2 separate regions of the Mus musculus genome follow, and region 2 is linked to region 1. The links are chromatin contacts, found by Hi-C in ENCODE. All regions are on one chromosome and are shown on one strand. The core of a region is the stretch at or near the end of the contact, and the rest is flanking DNA. Distances in the headings are between cores, read along the strand shown.

Region 1 (5,594 bases), core at 501-3,000:
TCCTCCCCAGCTTTGCCAGGGAGGGTGGTGCACGCGGTTCCCAGCCTGAGGCTGGGGGAGGGGGGATGGTGGGGAGGGCTGGGGGTGTTGTGGGTGGCAGGACCAGAGGAGAAGTAATCTATTTTGCTTCTAGAAGCTTTAGCTTTGGGCGCTGGGGAAGAGGCCTGGAAAGAACAAGTGGCCCTTGAGTCAACGAGAGGGTCCTTGGAGGTCTTCTCTGGACAAGCACTGCAGCCCCCGCCCTGAGGGATGGAACTGGGCATCTGTCACTGACCCAAACGGTACTGTATTGCGCTGTCATTTGGCACAGTGAGGAGAAGCAGGTGCATGAAGCTGGAGGAGAAAGGCAGCCCTCCTAGCCTGGAAGGGACAATGAGGGGGCCAAGCTTCCTGGCTTAGCCATCATTTGATGCACCCCAAACTTTGACCCCAGTCCTGTATCATGCAGCTTCAGTGCGCAATAGGGCCCTGAACAACTCCGCCCACCTGCTCCCACTGCCTCAGTGCCTTCAGCCTGGCCCAGCCCCATTCTTGCCAAGGCAAAGGGAGCACACAGCTACTCCTTCAGGTCCTCTGCTGCAGCCCATGACCAAGCCCGAGTCATCAGCCTTTGTGTCGGGACCTTTCCCCGGAGACACCCACCTCTAAACCTAGTCCTACCTCAGCCACCATTCATTGTCTCCTACACTTCTCTAGAAGGCTGTCCAACCTCACCCCCACCACCCAAACTCAAGTCCTTCCCTAGCCCTCACCTTGGAAACCCCGTTTTTTCTCTGACCCAAACAAAACACGCCTTACAAACCCCAACCTCTCTTTCTAGTGCAACAACCTAGACCTCAGAATCCTTCCTAGCTACCCCCAACCAAGTTCTCCACAAGGCTCCCTGGTTCCCCACACTACCCGTGATCACATCCCCACTCCTTTAAAAACATTTCTGCGACCCCCAACTCTCCTCAGTCCCCTTCTGGGTCCTCACAGGCTCCAAGAGCATCTTCTAGCCTCTGCTGCCACCCACCTCGGGCTCCTCCTTACCTCAGCCTGCACCTGACCCTTCTCCTCTTCCTCCTCCTCTTGGCAATGCTTGTCCTTGGAGACCCCTCCCCCACCGGGGTCTACAGTGCACAAGTGACCCAGGATCCCCATCTATCCTCTCTGCAGAACACTCCCTAGGAACCGACCGGTCCCCCTCTCCGCTACCCACAGCCACCCCTCTAGGAGCAGCCTCCTGCATTCCTCCAGGACCCAAAGCCTTCATCGCCGGCGTTTCCTATTTCCTCCTCCCGGGGACCGGGTAGATGTGATTCTAAAACCAATCGCCCGGAGAGGGATCCGAATGCTGCCTGGGAGGTGGCGGGGGTGGGGATGTCCTGGAGCTCCTCATTTGAAGCCTCAGACTGTCTGTTTGGGGGTCCTACCAATTCCATCTGCTGCTAAAACCGCTTCTAGAAGTCCCAAGGGCCGCATGGGAGGTCCCGAGGGGCCCGGCCTCTCCCTCCCAGGGTTCGCTCGCCATCTCCGGGATGGGGGGGTCTCCACCCGACTTCAGCCGCCTCACTCACCATGGCGAGGCACCGGTATCCGGAGCTCGGGGATCGAGGTTACTCTGGCGGCGGCAGCAGCTGCAGCAGCTCGAGCTCCGCCGCGCGTCCGCGCCTCCACACTCTTTGCCCGCAGCGCGCGCCACCGCCGCCGCCGCCCGCCCCAACGGTCCCTCAACGGCCGCCGCGCGCGCCCCGCCTCGCCCGGCCCCGCCCCAGACGGCTCGCGCGCTCCCGCTGCACTGCGGCTTCCTACGGATCCCTTCGCGTCAGGCTCGTGCGGCTCGCCCCTTCCACAGAGCCCAGCGAATCTGCTGCCGCACGGGCACGCGCACGCGCGTTCCCCACCGCGGGGACTACTTTCGCTCTCGGCGCTCTCGGCCCCTTGCATCCGCTCCGCTTTCCTCTCTGGCGGAAGGGCACCGGTTTACGGAGAGTGACACGTCTCTGTGTGAGCCACGCCGCTATTGGACCCGCCTCGTGGCGGAAATGAGAACGCAACTCCGATTGGTCCGGCCTTCCCTGCAATGCGTCAAACTGGGGCGAGCCACCGCGCGGTGTGCGGGGGGCAGCACGACCTGTGTGGCTCTGTGGAGCCGCGAGGAATAGAGGGGCTAAGACGGAAACAGGGTGGATGTTGGAGAAGCAAATACGTTGTCTCTATGGCTCGGAAATAAAAATGGGTTGGGGGAAGAAGCAGAAGGACTTTCTTCTCTCTCCCTTTGAGCAGATACAAGATGGTTTAATCCAAAATCGTGGGGTCTAGGAGCCTGGCCTGAACCGGCTCTTCACAGTGGTTGGCTCTTCAAGGTTCCGCTGGTCTCCTGAAGGTTCCACCCTCTACGCGTACAATTTGCTGGGATGGCTGAGTGGGTGAAGGCGCTTGCAGGCAAGCTAGAAACTGTGAGTTCGATCACCGGAACTCACGTGGTGGTTTGGAGAACAGACTTCCACAAAGAATTGTCCTCGGACTTCCACATGCGCGCTGTATAAATAAGTTCAAACAAACAAACAAACACAAATCTAAAACACGCACAAAAGCAACATGTGGGGATCTGGACTTGACTCTTGATCTCAGGATCTGTACCCAGAACAATCTCTGGATGCAGAATGTTTTCATTCATTCATTCATTCATTCACTCATTCAGCCAATTAAACATGAATTGGGCACTGCTGTCTGCACAGATCTGGTGCCGGGCTGTGCTGGTGACATCACACTTCTCAACCATTCTCTTGTCACCTAGACAGTGTGACTCACTTCTTATTCTAGGGATTCCAGGCACAGAAAGAAAAAGAACTGTTGCTAAGGGCACCTGAGACAACTGTATTGTATACCATAGTGTATATACTGTACATTACTGTACAGAGCCCTCGTATAGGATGGGAGTTGGCATTTTCTTCCTTCCTTTATTTATTTATTTATTTATTTATTTATTTATTTATTGAGACTGTGTAGCCCTGAGCCCTGGTTGGCCTTCAGAATCAAAGGCATGCATCGACACTCCAGGGCAAGAACTGACAGAGAAGGGGGGTGGGGGGAGAGAGAGAGAGAGAGAACTTCTAGGGTCAGAAAACTTTTTTTTTTTTTTTTTGGTGGGGAGGGAGAGACTGGGAGAATATAGTCTTTCTGTAAATGCCGCCTGTGGACATCTCTTAAATCTGCTCTCAGGAAAGAAAATGTGTCTAGTGCAGAAGGAAATAAAACTGATAGAGCAGAGGCAGAGAGGAGGGAGGATCTTGTTGACATTGGTTTAAATGTCTGCAACCTGTAAACTGAGATTTACAACCTGTAGGTCTTGACCCCCTTGTGGCTTGCATATCAGATATCTTGCATATCAGATATTTACATAATGACTCATAACAGTAGCAAAATTACAGGTTTGAACTAGTAATCAAACAATTTTTTAAAAGATTTTTATTTATTTATTACACACAGTGCTCTGTCTGCATGTATGCCTGCAGGCCAGAAGAAGGCACCAGATCCCATTACAGATGGTTGTGAGCCACCATGTGGGTGCTGGGAATTGAACTCAGGACCTCCAGAAGAGCAGTCAGTGCTCTTAATCTCAGAACAGTATCTCCAGCCCACAATGAAATAATTTTATGATTTGGAGTCCCCAGTACTTGTATGGGGTTTTTGCAGCATTAGGAAAGTTGAGAACCACAGACTTAATGACATTAAAATGTGTTCTCTCTTTTTTTGAGTCAGGGTATCTTAGTTTGGTTTCTATTTCTGTAATAGAGGCCATTTCTAAAACCAGCTTGGGGGAAGAAAGGGTCTGTCTTAGTCAGGGTTTCTATTCCTGCACAAACGTCATGACCAAGAAGCAAGTTGGGGAGGAAAGGGTTTATTCGGCTTACACTTCCATACTGCTGTTCATCACCAAAGGAAGTCAGGACTGGAACTCAAGCAGGTCAGGAAGCAGGAGCTGATGCAGAAGCCATGGAGGGATGTTCTTTACTGGCTTGCTTCCCCTGGCTTGCTCAGCCTGCTCTCTTATAGAACCCAAGACTACCAGCCCAGAGATGGCACCACCCACAATGGGCCCTCCACCCTTGATCACTAATTGAGAAAATGCCTTACAGCTGGATTTCAAAGAGGCATTTTTCTCAAGGAAGGCACCTTTCTCTGTAATAACTCCAGCTTGTGTCAAGTTGACACCCAAAGCCAGCCAGTAGAAGTCTGTTTAGCTTACAGGCTACAGTCCTTTGCTTTTGTTTTTGTTGTTTTGTTTTTTTGAGACAGGGTTTCTCTGTGTAGCCCTGGCTGTCCTGGAACTCAATTTGTAGACCAGGCTGGCCTCGAACTCAGAAATCTGCCTGCCTCTGCCTCCCCAGTGCTGGGATTAAAGGTGTGTGCCACCACGCCTGGCTTGCTAAAGTTCTTCTTGAAGGAAAGGCAGGGCAGGAACTCAGGGCAGGAACCAGGAGGTAAGAGCTGAAGCAGAGACCATGGAGGACCCCTGCTCCCTGCTTGCTCCTTATGGCTTGCTCAGCCTGCCTTCTTAGGGCGTTCTGAACCACTTGCTCACACAGATCATCAATCCAGGAGACTCCCCAAACGCTTGCTCACAGGCCAATCTGATAGGGGGATTTTCTCAATTGAGGTTCCCTTTCTCAGATGAATCTAGCTTGTGTCAAGTTGCAATAAAACTAACCTGTACACAGGGTCTTACTATGTAGCCCGGGCTAGTCTTGATTCTCCTGCCTCAGCTTCCTCAGTGTTGGGATTGCAAGCACATACCATTAGTGTATAACTCTTTTTTAAAATTTTATTTATAAGCTGGGCGTGGTGGCACACACCTTTTTTTTTAAAATTTATTTATTATATGTAAGTACACTGTAGCTGTCTTCAGACACTCCAGAAGAGGGCATCAGATCTCATTACAGATGATTGTGAGCCACCACGTGGTTGCTGGGATTTGAACTGGGGACCTTCGGAAGAGCAGTAGGCACTCTTAACCACTGAGCCATCTTGCCAGCCCCCGGCACACACCTTTAATCCCAGCACTCGGGAGGCAGAAGCAGGCGGATTTCTGAGTTCGAGGCCAGCCTGGTCTACAGAGTGAGTTCCAGGACAGCCAGGGCTATACAGAGAAATGCTGTCTCGAAAAACCAAAAAAAAAAAAAATTATTTTATTTATATGAATACACTATAGCTGTCTTCAGACACACCAGAAGAGGGCAGCAGATCCCACTTCAGATGGTTGTGAGCCACTATGTGGTTGCTGGGAATTGGACTCAGGACCTCTGGAAGAGCAGTCAGTGCTCTTAATTGCTGAACCATCTCTCCAGCCCTGTGTATAACTCTTTTAAAGGTTTTTTTGTTTGTTTGTTTGTTTTTTATTTTTTGGACCCAAGCTTAAGTATCCCAGGCTAGCTCCGAACTCACAATGTACCAAGGATGATCGTAGTCCTCTTACCCTTCTGCTTCCACTAAATGTATGCTAAGATTGTAGGTGTGCCGCCACCATGCCGGCTTTGATCAGTGCTAGGGCTGAGCTCAGGACCCTCTGCATGCCAGGCAAACCCTCTGCCAAGGCAGTCACACTCCAG
Region 2 (5,706 bases), core at 2,370-4,869, 2.4 Mb after region 1:
TAGGACCCCCATGACCTGAGGACCAGGTGGCCCAGGTGTAGGCGACACAGTGCAACACTAACCATGGTTTGCAGTGCGCCCCTCCCGGGGTTAAAACGAGGCTCCCGGGCCACACCTGCACATGGCACCTGCTGCAGGGACAGAAAGCAAGCTGCTGTTGGATCCATTTTTCCTTCTTGCCATCACTTTTCAATCCATGCTAATCGGCTAGATTAAATTTATCTTTAGCTCTGTCTCGTGTTGCCCTGGACACCGCTCATTTATCCCAGGCCACTAGGTCAGAGGGACAGCGCTCTAAAGTAAGCGTATGAGTTCTCAAGTCTTTGGAGGCAGGGATAAGCACTCCAGGCAGGAGGAACATTCCAGGGGTTGGGGGTGGGGGTGGGGCAGTACAGAAGACACGTTATGGAACGATGGCTGTCTGTGGTCAATGAGTCTGCGCCGCCATGCCTAAAACATTTCAGTACTCCTCCTAGTGAGAAGCACGTGTTCCTACCTGGTCCAATTTCTTTGGTGGAAGTTCTTCCCTTAATCCAACTGCAGTGCCTCTGCTACAAACATCTTTTGCTGTGTATCTATTCATCCACGGACACATTGTCCCAGTGGACACATTGAGGTGCAGTAGTAGAAGAGGTGTCCGTGAAGGCGCGGGGGTCGGGTCCGGTGCGCTCCACTGTCCCCCCATCCGGGGGCCTCCACTCCGGGCCGGGTGAGTCAGCCCCGGGCGGCTCCCGCGTCATCCAGGCCGCTCTGCTCCACGCTATTTCGGGCTCCGGGCACTATAAATAGAAGCTCTCACAGCCGAGGCGAGCCAGCCCCCCTCTCTGCTCGGGCCCCCTGTGTCCCCGGCCCGCCGCGATCGCCGTCACCGCGGCTAAGTTTAGAGGCGGGTGGGGACGCCGGCCTGGTCACTGTGGTCCCCCACCCTCGCCGCCGCAGGCGGAACCTTTGAGGGTCTCCAGCTGTCCAGCTCCTTTTTAGTCCAAGCCCCCAGTTCTCCATCCCTTCTGGAGTGCAGAGGGGAACAGAACCGTACTTGATACAGGAGGAAGAAACCCAGGAGGAAAGCTTGACCGGGATGCTAAGAGAGATCATTTGAACTCAAAGTGGGATCATTTGAACTCAAAGCCCCCGAGTGGGAGGACCTCGATCTGGATATGCAAGGCTCAGTGCAGAAATTGAACACAGAAAGCAAACTTGGGGATGCTGAAGAACTAGGAGGAACTTTTCCCGCCCTTGACTAATGCAAACGACTCAAAGTCACAGCCGTGGGCGGTCGGGACGCAGGTTGGCTGCGGTAGGGATGCTCGCCGCCTTCCCGCTGGGTCCTGAGCATCCCGCGTGGTCCTTCCCAACCCACCCGAGAATCCTATAATAGCGGGGCGCAGGCGACCCCTGGCGGTAGAGACGAGAGTTGCAGGTTCAAGACTTGGGATACCTTTGCCCTGTGGGAGAAACACATCTCACACACGGAGTTAGGATTCTACTTAGCTTGGTATCTCACACACGCTCGCTCTCTGACATTTCAGAGATTCAGAGACACGCGTCCTTGTATTTTATTTTTTAAATGGCATGTAATTCTGTTTTGTTTTATGTGTATGAGTGTTCTGTGTACTTGGTACCTTAGGAGGTCTGAAAAGGGCGTCAGATCCCCTGCAACTGGAGTCACAGATGGTTGTGAATGCTGTGAATCTAGTCCTCAGCAAGAGTAGTCAGTGTTCTTAACTTCTGAGCCATTTCTCCAGTCCCTGGTTCTTTTTTCATGGGGGAGGGGGTAGTGGGAGAGTCTTCCTATGTATCCCTGGCTGATATGGAAGTCACTGTATAGATCAGGCTGCCCTTGAACTCACATAGATCGCCTGCTTCTGCTTCTCCAGTGTTAGGGTTGACACCAATACATCCAGAGGTTTTGGTTTTTTTGTTTGTTTTGTTCAGGGTCTTGCTTTGTGGCACAGGCTGGGCTGGAAGTCACTAAGTAGGACATAAGCTAGTTTGGAACTTGCTCCAGTCCTCCTGCCTCAGCGTTCTCGGTGCTGGGTTTACATGCGTGCTGGTGGTTGCCACCACTCACTGCGGTCTTACTGCACCCTTTTAACCTCAGCAAATGATTCCAGGTAGAGAAACTAAGGCATTCAGTGGGAACTTGCCTCTGTCAGCGCTTCCTTCACAGAACACACGGTTCAGGCGCGCCCTCTAATGGCAAGGCTTATGCACGGCACTCTGATTCCTTGGCAGCTCAACCCCTTTCCTTCCTAGGATCAACGGTTACTTACTATTAAATTTGATAAATTAACTAGTTTTGAGTCAGGATCTTATTTTGTAGCTCTGGCTGACCTGGAAATCACTCTGTAGGTCATGCTGTCCTCGAACTCACCGAGATCCGCCTGTCTCTGCCTCGTGTGTTGGGATTAAATGTGTGAGCCATTTCGCCTGGCTACTATTAATAGTTCTGTTTTGTATCACACTTCCAAAGGCCTGGGGCCATGGCTCAATAGTAGTGTCTCTGCCTAGAATTCACAGCGTAGGCATGTGCTTGTACACACACACACACACACACACACACACACACACCTCACAACTAGGAAAACATTAAAAAAGATATAGAGGGATTACATATGATGACCTTTGGGCGTGCCCTCTCTCAATACACGAAGACCAAAAGAAAATGGAGAATACGTTGGTAAATGCATGCAAAATTTTAAATGGAGAATTTTTAAAAGTATGAACTCGAAGGAAAGATTTGCAGCCTAATGAAGTGACTAACAGCATCAGCCCTTAAGCATCACTCCAACAAATGGGCGGTAATCAAAAGATGCTCATCTCCTTTTCCTCCCCCTTTTTAATTTAAAAAACCGTTGAATTGCTCATTTCGAAAAAATGGGCAAAGGATATGAGCCAATCTTTGTTAAAAGGAATAGGCAAAGGAAATGAGCAAGAACAAAAAATATATAAGACCATTAAACTATTTCCTTAGCAATCACAGAACTACAAGTTGGAACGGGGTGAAACTGTCCTTCCAGGAAATGAGTCATACTAAGTCATTCATGGGGCCCAGGTCTCGGAACACAGGTGTCCCTTCCTTCAGGAAGCCCGTCCTCACACCCCAGCTGGGTCAGGTGCCCCCTAACACGGGCTCAATGTCCTCTGGGCTCTCCCTTCCCGACCCTGCCCGCTCTGGGTTGTCCCTGTCTGACTGTCCCACTGGACTTTAAGCCACAGCTGTCGGTATCAGTCCCTGCTTGGGATGCAAGTGGGGAATGGCTTAGAATGAGTGAGTCAATGTCTGTGGGCTGAGTCCACCCACGCTTACAGGGAGGGCGTCCTCTGAAATCTCACCTCCCTCCTCTCTCTCTCTCTCTCTCTCTCTCTGTCTCTCTCTCTCTTTGTCTCTGTCTCTCTCTCCTTTCCTCCTTTCCCTCCCCCACCTCCTTTGATCATCACTGAGCCGGATCTGGAGTCTGGGAAGCGCTCAAGAGGGCCTTGGAACACAACTACTTGAAGTCAAAGTCTCCCAGGTACCAAGATGCACAAGCTTCCATCCGCCCCAAACCACAGCGGTCCTCCAGGACCATAGAGAGCAGCGCGAATAGAGTTCCCCGCTCTAACTCCTCCGGGGAGCAGCGAGACGAGCGAAGGGCCAGAGCGGCCGGAAGTGAGTCTAGCAGGAGTTGTGCTGGCTGTGCTGGCGTTGTGTCGCCTCTGTTTCCCCCCGTGGTATTTCCTTCTAGGCATCGGGAAAGACCAGGTGAGTTTTGGCAGTGCTTAGACGCAGAGCTAGGACCGAGAGGGACAGGGTGGAGGTGGATGGAGGCCGGGGATTGATGATTGGCAGCGGAAGAAGCCAATCATTGCGGAGGCTGAGACTAGGCCGGGACTGGGCGAGGCGAAAGCATCCAGGTGTGCCCCTGGGGGCGGGGCCAATTGCCTCTGAGCGAGTGTCGTGCGGGAGTAATAGCAGGTAGGCGGGGCTATAAGACCCGTAGACCAATCCGGAGTGAGAAGGAGGAAAGGGGCGGGCCCACTGGTTGGTCCTCTGGAACCTAACGCTAGCGAACCGGGCAACCTTTTGTGGGATGGGGTGGGGATACCACTGTGAGCCAGAGTTTCCCTCTGGAATATGGAAATGCCTACGACGATGTCGCCACGCCTTTCAGGCCCCAGATGGACCCTGGGAAGGACGAGGAAAGTCGGCCACAGCCCTCAGGACCACCCACCAGGAGGAAGTTTGTTATCCCACTGGAGGAAGAAGAGGTGCCCTGTGCAGGGGTAAGAGCGAAGACTTGGGGGCTCTTGGGAGTTAAAAGGATCCCTGGGACTACGGTGTGAGTTTAGGCTTGGGTTGCTTTGGAAAAATAACCTGCCATGCTCTGCAATCCTCGGTTTGCCCGTTGGTAAAATGGCATGACAGGGTGGTTAAGGGAGAGGCTGGCAGCTGGGCAATGGCCAGTGATAGCTTTTGTTTGTTTAGTTTGGGTCTTCGATTGGGTCACATGTTTCCTGGGCTAGCCTTGAAATTGATGTGTAGCTAGGGTTGGCCTTAAATCCAGTTCCTCCCATCTCCACTTCCCAAGTGCTGAGGTTATAGCAATGGAACATCCTTTTGTTTTTTGTGTGGATGTTTTGCATGCCTGTATGTCTGTGCACTACATGCATGTAGACCTGCAGAGGCCAGAAGTCATTGGCTCCCCTAGACCTGGAATTGAATCCAGATCCTCTTGAAGAGCAGCCAGTGCTCTTAACTGAGAAGGCATCTCTCTGGCCTCTAAAACATGTCTTTGTGCTGTCTGTACACACATGGATGAGTGCTGTGAAGCTCCTGTGAAGGGCAAAAGATAACCCGTGGGACTTGATTTTATCCTTGTACTGTGTAGATCCTCAGGACTGAACTGAGTGAGGTCACGAAGCTGGCAAGTACCTTTACCCACTGAGCCATCTTGCCTGCCCCCCCTTCCTTCTTTCTTTTCTTTTCTTTCTTTTTTTCTTTCTTGAGCCTTGCTATGACCTAAAACTTGCAGCAATCCTCCTGTCTCCATCTCTCAAGTGATAGGAACTTCCAGGTGCATTTCACAACACTAAACTCAGCTATGGGTTTTGTATAAGCAGTATTCTGGGTTTTCAAGTTATGGATTTGGATCTGACCTTTTTCTGTTATTATTTTGCTTTGTTTTTACATTTCTTTATGTAGTGTGGGTTGGGGGTGTACTTGCCAGGGCATTTGTGTGGAGGTCAATTCTCTGCCTCCATCTGGTAACTTTCAGGCTTCAAGCTTAGGTGTCAGGCACCACTGTCCCCTGAGCCGTCTCCTTGGCTCTGGATTTGACATTTAAGAGTTGGAAACTGGCTGTTTGTCTGTCTATCTATCCATCTATCTAAGTTTTTTTGATTTCTCTGTGTAGCCCTGGCTGTTCTGGATCTCACAGAGCTCTGCCTCTCTCTGCTTCCCAAGTGCTAGGATCAAAGGTGTGCGGCCACCACCAAAGGCTAGAAATGGAAGTTTTTGTCCTCTAAGAAAAAGAAATTGGTGATCTAAAGAGATGGCTCAGCACTTAAATGCATTAGTTGCTCTTGCAGAGGACCCAGGTTCAGTTCCCTAACATCCATATGGTGGCTTACAACCGGCTGTAATTCCAGTTCCAGGGGATCCAGTGCCCTCTTTTGACCACTGAGGGCAACCAAGAATGTACATGGTGCATGTATATACATGCA

Evidence for each region. A loop is a pair of places that touch in the nucleus more often than their neighbours do.
Region 2: a map of T-helper 1 cell shows a loop between it and region 1 (6-fold over the local background). The contact joins the promoter of Ercc1 here to the promoter of Calm3 in region 1. A Hi-C loop is called at or near these places in 2 of 37 maps with a recorded cell type or tissue (T-helper 1 cell and T-helper 17 cell).

The regions. Positions count from the first base shown.
Region 1 is chr7:16,922,282-16,927,875 of GRCm38, forward strand. Calm3 (calmodulin 3) reads right to left here and starts at 1,751. Exons shown (of 6, transcript NM_007590.3): 1 at 1,560-1,751. The coding sequence starts at 1,562. Gm45972 (predicted gene, 45972) reads left to right here. Exons shown (of 3, transcript NR_165470.1): 2 at 134-281; 3 at 1,159-2,237.
Region 2 is chr7:19,341,452-19,347,157 of GRCm38, forward strand. It overlaps Ercc1 (excision repair cross-complementing rodent repair deficiency, complementation group 1), which reads left to right and starts at 3,620. Exons shown (of 10, transcript NM_007948.2): 1 at 3,620-3,745; 2 at 4,155-4,266. The coding sequence starts at 4,162.